Linked DNA regions of Homo sapiens: regions 1 and 3 are each linked to region 2. A link is a contact called in ENCODE Hi-C or POLR2A ChIA-PET data. All regions are on one chromosome and are shown on one strand. The core of a region is the stretch at or near the end of the contact, and the rest is flanking DNA. Distances in the headings are between cores, read along the strand shown. Region 1 has its middle 23 kb from the start of TNFRSF19. Region 2 overlaps LOC124903135 (a long non-coding RNA gene). Region 3 holds the start of LINC00327 (long intergenic non-protein coding RNA 327).

Region 1 (3,188 bases), core at 583-3,082, 36 kb after region 2:
AGGACACTCATCGCCTCTAGGGATTGGGAAAGCTGGTGGGATGGCACATATATGTTGCACTGTTTTATATTTTAATCAAGAAAAACAACTGAAGCAAATGTGGCTTCATTTAACAAATGCTAGCATTAAACAAATCTCAGTAACATATTGTCTATGATTTTTCATACCCTTGCTTTAAATTGATTAATAATATCCATATAATAAAGTAGATAAAGTACACTAAGGTGCACAATGTGATGACTTTTGAATGTACAGTCATCCCTTGGTATCTTAGGGTGGACTGGTTCCAGAACGCCCCCAACGATACTAAAATCCACAGATGCTCAGTCCCTTATATGAAATGATATAGTATTTGCATATAACCAATGCACACATCCTCTTGTATACTTTAAATCGTCTTTAGATTACTTATACCTCATATAGTGTAAATGCTATGTAAGTAGTTTTTATACCATATTGTTTTATTTGTATTATATTTTATTGTTGGTATTATTATTTTAAATTTTTTCCAAATATTTTTGATCTGGAGTTGGTTGAATCCGTGGATGCAGAACCCGTGGATAAGGAGGGCCGAGGATACGTATACATTATGTGACCACCACCTAAATTAATGCTGAGAATATACTCAGCATCCTGTACTCCCCCAGTTTCTTGTACTTCTTCCCAGTTTACACCACTCTTGCCTACAGATAATCACAATTCCGACTTCAATTATCAGTTAATTTTGCCAATTTTTGGAATTTATATAGTCATATAATATATGCTTACGTGTCCAGCTTCTTTCACTCAACAAAATATCTTGGAGGTTCATCCCTGTTGTCAGCACTAATAGTTTTTTTTCTTTTTTTTTTTTTTTTTGGAGATGGAGTCTCCCTCTGTCGCCCAGGCTATAGTGCAGTGGCGTGATCTCGGCTCACTGCAAGCTCCGTCTCCCGGGTTCACGCCATTCTCCTGCCTCAGCCTCCCAAGTGGCTGGGACTACAGGCACCCGCCACCACGCCTGGCTAATTTTTTGTATTTTTAGTAGAGACGGGGTTTCACCGTGCCAGCCAGGATGGTCTCGATCTCCTGACCTCGTGGTCCGCCCACCTCGGCCTCTCAAAGTGCTGGGATTACATTTTAGCCATTCTGGTGGGCATAGCGCGGCATCTCGTTTTGGTTTTAATTTGTACTTTCCTTATGGATAACAATGCAGGACACTTGCATTTGCTTGTTGAACATTTGGATATTCTCTTCTGTGGAGTGTTTAATTTCAAAATTAGGTTTTCTTATTATTTGCAGGAATTCTTCATCTATTCTGGAGAAGTTTGTGTCAAGTGTATGCACTGTGACTATCTCCTCCTAGTCTTTGGTTTGCTTTTCACTTTTTAATGGTGTTTTTGGTAAATAGAAATGTAATGTTTTGATGAGGTCCACCTGCATGCTTTTGGATATTTGAAATATTTTGTAATTAAATATTTTAATCGGAAAAAATAGAAAAGGGAAGGCCTTTCTCTTTCACTCTTAGACAGAACATATGGTTCAAAGGATCATTCCTTCCTCCCTCCTCTCTCCCCTCCATATTATTGTACTAACGTGTATCTAACTCCAGGATCCACACGGAAGGTAATTTTCAAGTGGGTGGGCCCGCTCTCCAGCTCTTCCTGCCCCAGCTCCCTGGCCTCCCTTGCTGTCCAGGGTACGAGGCTAGCGGCGCGCCGCGGTCCCCGCTCCCTTGGGGGACAGCGAGCAAGGCGTATGGAAAGGAGGAGGAGAAAGAGGGGGAAGGGGAAGAGCAAGGGAGGGGAAGGGGGTTCGCGGCTGCCTGGCGCTCAGCAAGTGCAGGAACGGAGGCACCGCAGGGCAGGCGGCCAGGGGCTCGGAGGCTCTGCCTCTTTGAGTTCCAGAAAAGTCAACCGGGACAGGGCGGTGGAGAGACGCGCAGTCTTCGCGGGGCGGGCTCGGGCACACTGGCCCTCCAGGATCCGCAACATTTTCCAACTTGGAAAACGTCCTCTTTTCCCATTGCAGAAAAAATACGCTAGGAGAGAAAACTAGATTCCTAACTTCAAAACGTTTTAGAACAGAGTGTGTCTCTTAAAACTCATATGGCGGATGACGCCAAAACAGTCTGTCTTTTGTTTCCAGCAGTTTCCAGTTGGAAAATTCCTTTGGGAATTTCTTTGCATCTCAGGCACAAACTTCAACAACAGCCTCAAGTAGCACTGTCTGCATTGCCGGATTCTGATTTCTCTGACCTCTAACAGAAGTTTTCTATTTTACTTTCGAAGGTAACTGAAAGGGGTTGATTTAATCTACAAAGCTCTATTCTCCTGATGAAAATTTCTTAAGAGATCTCCGGTTTCCCTTGCGTTTATTTCATGGGAATTAAGATGCTGTGTTTTGATACGGCTTGTGATGCAAAGAGCTGCGCTCCAGGGAGTAGGAAATTTGGTCTTGATGAAGATAGAACAATTCTGAATAATATCCAGGTTTTTTTTTTAATTTTTAGATTTTTAAAAATTTTTGTGGGTACATAGTAGGTGTATATATTTATGGGGTACATGAGGGGATGTTTTGATACAGGCACAATGCATAATAATCACATCATGGAGAATGGGGTGTCCATCCCCTCAAGCATTTATCTTTGTGTTACAAACAATCCAGTTGCACTCTTTTCGTTATTTTTAAATGTATAATTAAGTACATTTGACTATAGTCAATAATAACCCGTTGTGCTATCAAATAGGAGTTCTTATTCATTCTTTCTATTTTTTGTACCCTATCCAATATGTCTGTTTTGAATGGAAAACAGCTAGATAAGCTAGTGAAATTTTCACATGAAATTGAGAAACATCATTAAAAACAAATAGATTTGTAGAGTAAAGTCAAAGAAATTATAAAGGAGAAAAATAAAAGTAACACACTATAAAATAAGACATATCTTAGAAAAAAGAACTGAAGAATGACAAAATCAAGGGGACCAAGTCTGATACATAAGTCGTTCTTACTAAAAATTAGTCATTTATTTATTCAGCCAGTTTTCACTGGCCATCTGTTGTGCCACGCCGGGTTGAGATGCTGAGCATAGCTACCAATTTGTATAAGGGATTGATCTGTCCCTAAGGGTGCCCTAAGGTCAGGGCTGGCCCTGAGACAAATTATGAAATTATACAATATGGCCGGGTGCAGTGACTCACGCCTGTAAT
Region 2 (3,071 bases), core at 465-2,964:
TATAGGGGCCCACCACCACGCCCGGCTGTTTTGTTTTTTTTGTTTTTGTTTTTTTTGAGACAGAGTCTTGCTCTGTTGCCCAGGCTGGAGTGCAGTGGTGTGATCTCTGCTCACTGCAAGCTCCGCCTCCCGGGTTCACGCCATTCTCCTGCCTCAGCCTCCTGAGTAGCTGGGACTACAGGCGCCCGCCACCACGCCGGGCTAATTTTTTTGTATTTTTGGTAGAGACGGGGTTTCACCGTGTTGGCCAGGATGGTCTCGATCTCCTGACCTCGTGATCTGCCTGCCTCGGGCTCCCAAAGTGCTGGGATTACAGGCGCGAGCCACCGCACCAGGTCAGGTGTACCATTTTTTATCTTTTATACCGTATTTTTACTATACCTTTTCTGTGTTTAGACATGTTTAGACGCACACATGCTTACCATTGTGTTACAACTGCCTACAGTATTTGGTAGGGTCACATGCTGTGCAGGTTTGTAGCCTAAGAGCAAGAGGCCATACCACACAGCCTAGGTGTGTAGTAAGCTCTACCAACTAGGTTTGTGTAAGTGCACACTATGATGTTTACACAACAATGAAATCGCCTAACGACACATTTCTCAGCCTGCATCCCTGTCGTTAAGCAACACATGATTGTGCAAAGGAGATTTGGGTGCATGTCTCTCACCCAAAGTACGGGCCAGTTTCTTTGAAGGTAGGAGCGCTATCTTCATTTTTGTGTCTCCTCTAATGTCTTTCAAGTACAGACCCTTTACAATGTAACTATTCAACAAGTGTTGAGTGAAGTGAAACAGAATGGGATAGAGTGGTAGCAATGCATGAAAGAGACTGGAGACTAAGGATGGAAGGGGGATTGCCGGCAACAATCAAAAGAAACTCACAAAAATAGAGTCAGAGAATCAACAAATTTGTTCTAATCATGCATTGCATCGAATTAGAAAACAGGATGACTCTTCCTTAAGAAAAGTATTTGAATTCCATCATATTTACTCATAAACCACTACTCCCTCATGCAAGATAAGGTTTGTGTGTGGGAAAGGAAGAAAAGGAATATTCCAGTTCTGAACTCCAGGTGCACCACTTGCAGCTTTGATAGTTTCTCACTCCTCAGTCCACATTTCCTGCCATAGAGTATCAAAGAACAGTGGTAGAGATGGGTTGAATCTGAAATTGTTGTGGGCAAAGTCTTCAGTCTGTTTGACTCCCTATTAAATGAGTTCAGATTATTCATCCCTGCAGAGAAAAGGAAAAGCCAATTTCCTTCTGAGCAGCAAAATGAGCACAATAAAAATGTCTCAATGTGTTCTCTGGAAATCTCACCCAGAAAGCCACTTCACACTCTCAAGGTAGAACATGAAACTCCTAGATTGTTCCAGAAGTCTTGCTCAATCGGGAACATCTAAATGGTTCCTTGGCAATAAGCAAACAAACAAATGCATAAATGATGTTGCTTCAGCATTTTAAAATAAGAGTAGCCTAGACATGCTTTCCAAAAAAAGATTAGTCTGTATGTTAGAAATGAGTACTAGATAGCCTGTCTCTTAATCACTGAAAATAATATTCTCTTTCTCACTAACATAATCCAGAATAATCTTCTCATATTGTTATGACACTTTCAGAAAGAAACCACCTGTGTGTATCACCTGGCACAATTTAAAACTTGTTAACAAGGTGGTGACAAGGAATTGGATGCCAGGCAGGAGTGGTAGCTACATGTTCCCACCAAAGTCAGTTTTGATCTCCCTGTGCCTTGCTCACTAGCAGTTTAAGCGTGTGACTTTTCTTCAATGAGCAGCAAGATCACTGTTCTTTGCCAGCAGGTGGTGCAAAAATCTTTTTGCAGAAGTACTATTCACAGAAAAGCATAGGTCACCTCAGTGGGGACTCATGGAACACATGACCATCGCTTCTGGAAGAAGCAATGACTAGGCTCTTTATTTAATATCAATTTATGTTACTTCCAGAATGAACCACCTCTTCCCCATCCCAACCACCCTGCCACAATGGTTCCAACACACTGGGTTGTAAAGACTTGATTCGTGTTAGCCATTTTGACAATCCCAAATGTCCTATTTCGGAGCTCTCACCTCATTCCATCTGCTTCCCCTAGATGCCTGAAGTTGACTACAGCCCTGCAGTAGACCATTAGCCATTCCCCAGAGAGGCCAGCTATCTGTAACTTGACTCCATGAGCCCCACCCTCTTCCTCTCACTCTGTCTGGTAGGATTAAAGTGGGGGCTCTGGGTTTGCTGGCCTAAATCCCATTCTCCACCTTAGTCTCTGCATCCTAGAGATGGGATCCAGTGCAATCAAAAGTGGTCAAAAGCAATTCACTGTTGTTATTATTTAACAACAGAAATATTGGACTGTGAGACATATTGTAGAGAATAAACTAAAAATGTTAGCCACTTTGTAAATAAAAATGATCATAGAAATTCTGAACACTTTAAGATCCACTTGATTATCTCCTATATAATCTCAGTCAAACTTCTTAACTCTTCTGTGCCTCGATTTATGTCTTTATTTACTGGGCATAATCTATTTTTGCCACTTGACAAGAGAGAATGTGGGGAAGTCTAATACACTGTAAGCACCAGAGAAGAAAGAATCAACGATACCCATATTCAATCCTTAGTCTCTGTGCCAGGCAGTGTGCCAAGGACTTTCACAAACTTTGGTAAAACAGCTACAAAGGGGTAGTGCCAGGATTCAAATCCAGGTTTTCTGCCTCCCAATGCTTCTCCCACTTCCTATGCCAATTCATAAACCCTAAATCAATCCCAGGTCACAGGCTCCAGTATTCAGATTCTAGAGAACCCATAGGTTGAAGATGATCTTCAATGCCATGATCCTCCTTTGCTGCAGAGAACACCACTCTCACAGCCTGCTGACCAGGAAAGACCGTCCCCCCTCACCTGCCACCAATACATGCCCACAACTTGCTTTAAAATCACTCTGACTTTACAAATGAAAAAATGATCCTGGAAGGACTGGACATTCTGCTCCCCATCACAGAGACAGCTGACTGTGATCTTCTTCCCTTCAACTTAGAGCACCAGAGGTCTAAGTT
Region 3 (3,075 bases), core at 230-2,729, 42 kb before region 2:
TTATTTAATATCTTTTAAATATTAAAAGATTAAATAAATTATTTTCTAATAAATTCTTTTAATATTAAAATATTAATTTTTGATAAGAACCTTGTTTACTCTCAAGATTAATGTAGTAAATAAAGAAGACTAAAAACTTCAGAGACTGAAAGCTGCTGAGAATGTGTAAGAGAAACCTGGTTGTCAAACGCAATCCTGATCTTTTATCAGGCATCTGTATCAATGTGGATGATCTAACCGTGGTTAACTTCATGAAGAAGGAAGATATTTGATTTTCATCTGTTTAAAGAAACAATCTGTTTCTTCTAAAAGTATATACTCTAAAACACAAACCACTTGGCTGGGAAATAAAAGATGGTTATGCTTTATCATTTATATAAGCCTGGCCTTTCTCCAAAATGATTTTGATATAGCTTACAACAAAAAACGTGTTAGGCTTAATAAAAGAAGAATGGAAATGGAAACTAAGGATCAACAGAAAAGAGTATCACAAATACGGTAATACTAGCATATGGTAATATTATTTCTGTATTTGAGTGTAAAACGTGGCTGTGAGCTTCCTGGAGGCCAAGGCAAAAATAGAGACAAGAGCAACGTGCATAATATCATTAGCAGACAGAAAGATCATGTGACTTTTTAATTTTTTTCCCGGAAACTGAATCTAAAAAGAATCGCTCTATATAATGACTCATATATATGGTTTTAAGTGAAAAAATGATGAACACTGTCCTCCATGAGAGTTTTGGCACAAATTGAAGGAGGTAAGAACTGATATTGAAGCACAACTCAGTGAAGTTAATCCTGTCAGGCTAGGTTCACACAAGAAAACTTCTGACAAAATCCTAGAATTCCGGCAAATGCAGGCATGGAATGAGAGATTCCTATTCCATCTGCCTCGTTGTGCCTGGGGCCAGGCCTGAGTGTTGAAGACAGCTTGTTCCAATGTAAGATCAAATGAGATTGTTCATAACAGGAGTCTGCAGGAATATGGCACCTCTGATTTGAAATGATGGATGATTTTCATCAGCCGTGTATCTGCTTCCTTGGCAGCACCCCAAGTGCAGACCCCAGGCTGTTTCAGTGTGTCATCTGGCAGGCCCAAACAGAGGATGTCTCAATTGTGCATGTGTAACACAGCTTTAATTCATAATTTCATTTCTGGATGGAATTTTGAGCAGATGGGCATTGCTGTCCTTTTTAATGGTAAAAAATCAATGAAAGACACCGTGGTTTTGAAATTAATGAGCACTTGAAAAATACCAGCTTTGTTTGGCTTTGCGTTTTCTTTTTTCCTCTCCTCCTAAGTTGTTTGCAGCAAAATATTCAATTGAAAACTCAACATGTCCACTGCCTCCCAAAAAAAAAAAAAAATTCTGTGGAAAGTCTCCACTAACAGGAAGAGAGAAGTTCTTCACAGTTTGGTTTTATTTTTCAATGATAGTCATTGCCTCATTTTTAAAGCATTTATAATAAATTAAGCAAGTAACACTTGTGTACCAGTTTCTAATCAGTTTCTAATGTGCCTGGAACTTGCTGGGCTACAAAGAAAAGGATCAACTATTTTTTTTCCTGCACCCAAAGATATTGCAATCTTATCGGAGAAGGGAAACTGAGGCATGTGTTACAGTTAGAGGACTAGGAAGCACTAATCTGTGTCAGACTCCAAAGTGCAAATTCAAAGGAAAGACCATTGTTGGAGGGAGTGATCCGGAAGAATTCCTAGCCCTTACCTGTCTCAGTCATGCTTCTTGCCAAAGAAAAAGAGAAATCTCCAAGTATCTTAATGCTTTCAGCGCTTCTCCAATCTGACAAATATTTATTCAGATTCGAACTGACTGCCCAAGCTTCACTGCAGCTCCTCGTTTCCTGTTAGATCTTTTTAAAAATCTTTGCTTAAAACATTGAAGGCTGAACGATGAGCAAGAAAATCTTGCCTGTGAATAAGACACTGGGAACTGCACAGAATCAACATCAGCTCACAAGCTCATCATCTCACGCACGGATTCCTGAGCACATTCTCGCATTCTTGCTCTTAATCCTCCCTTGGCGACCTTCTACTCAGACATCATCTTTTATGCAGAGAAGCAGGCACGTTTCTCATCATTAATTCTGTTCTCAGCCAGGTGTGTAGCCACAGAGCATACAGACCACAGGATGATGTGAGTACCCCAGGATGTAAATTTGTGCGGAGTAATTACAGCTCAGGCTTCTTACACAGCTTTGGCCACATCAGGACATGAAGCTGTCTTGCAAATTGCGGGTGTGTCTAAGCTCTTAAGCACATGTGAACTTTAACGCACGTGCATTCCCTACTCACATACACAATACAAGCATGCCACACACTCACAATCCAATTGGCTAACTATGGTTATTAGCAGGAAAGAACAATTAATGGTCCTTGTGGTTACAGTTTTGTTTGAATTTTCGCCTCATCAAAAATGTAACAACCAACTAAAGCAGGCTTTCCTCCTTTTTTCCTAGTGAAAGCATATTGACTTTCCTGACTTCTTATGACCACATTTGAGGAAAGGAGTAAGCACTGGAATCACCAACACAGCATGCTTACGGAGGGTGGTCACCAGCTTCATCAGCCTCCCAATTCCACGGAGCCCCTTGAAAATCCAGGAGCGCAGACTGGCAACAGTAGAGATTTAATAGGTAAGACCTTGGGTTCAATGGACAGATCTCCTACAGTTCCTGATATCAGCCCCTATCAGAAATTATATTTTACTTTGTGTATTTCACATATTTCAAATAGAAGGGGTCAAGACTAATAGTGACCAGTCTTCATCCATTTGATAAACCTTTACTAAACACAACTGCAGCTTTGTTCTAGGCAGCATGAATGGAATGATTTACAAACTGTTGCTGCTCTTTGGGCAGTCACTGTTTTATAGGGGAACTCGAGAAGCAGTCAGGAAGGAAGGTCTCGGAGGAGATGGCCCTGAAACTGAATCAGACTTTAAAAGATAAGTTGGTCAACAGGGTTGGAGGGAGGGAGGGAAAAGAAGGTTTTGAAAGATAGATCTTTCAGAAAAAGCAAATAACTTGGGCACAGACATGGGCACAAAAAGG

The links. A loop is a pair of places that touch in the nucleus more often than their neighbours do. ChIA-PET counts read pairs that join two places held with the same protein, here RNA polymerase II (POLR2A). Pooled maps may share reads with other maps.
Region 1: a loop to region 2 is called in a map of heart left ventricle, with 4 times the contacts of the local background. The contact joins two enhancer-like sites. A Hi-C loop is called at or near these places in 17 of 168 maps with a recorded cell type or tissue (IMR-90, Right ventricle myocardium inferior, cardiac septum and 6 more), 1 of 37 single-sample maps with no recorded cell type and 11 of 50 pooled maps. POLR2A ChIA-PET finds 5 or more read pairs at or near these places in 4 of 52 experiments (A549, BJ, T-cell and 1 more).
Region 3: a loop to region 2 is called in a map of PC-3, with 4 times the contacts of the local background. The contact joins the promoter of LINC00327 here to the enhancer-like site in region 2. A Hi-C loop is called at or near these places in 8 of 168 maps with a recorded cell type or tissue (Caco-2, IMR-90, PC-3 and 4 more), 5 of 37 single-sample maps with no recorded cell type and 13 of 50 pooled maps. POLR2A ChIA-PET finds 5 or more read pairs at or near these places in 2 of 52 experiments (AG04449 and BJ).

What each region holds. Positions count from the first base shown.
Region 1 is chr13:23,545,384-23,548,571 of GRCh38, forward strand. No RefSeq gene overlaps it. Among named protein-coding and RNA genes, the nearest start is that of TNFRSF19, 23 kb to the right of the region's middle. Within about 2 kb of position 1,833, at least 11 of the 41 ENCODE cell types and tissues checked have a DNase peak (open chromatin) inside an H3K27ac peak, as active enhancers do; they include gastrocnemius medialis, where a contact is called at or near this core.
Region 2 is chr13:23,509,362-23,512,432 of GRCh38, forward strand. The region is part of intron 1 of LOC124903135 (a long non-coding RNA gene); the gene reads left to right. Among named protein-coding and RNA genes, the nearest start is that of LINC00327, 41 kb to the left of the region's middle. Within about 2 kb of position 1,715, at least 3 of the 41 ENCODE cell types and tissues checked have a DNase peak (open chromatin) inside an H3K27ac peak, as active enhancers do; they include PC-3 and gastrocnemius medialis, where a contact is called at or near this core.
Region 3 is chr13:23,468,033-23,471,107 of GRCh38, forward strand. It overlaps LINC00327 (long intergenic non-protein coding RNA 327), which reads left to right and starts at 1,480. Exons shown (of 3, transcript NR_038995.1): 1 at 1,480-2,159; 2 at 2,482-2,658.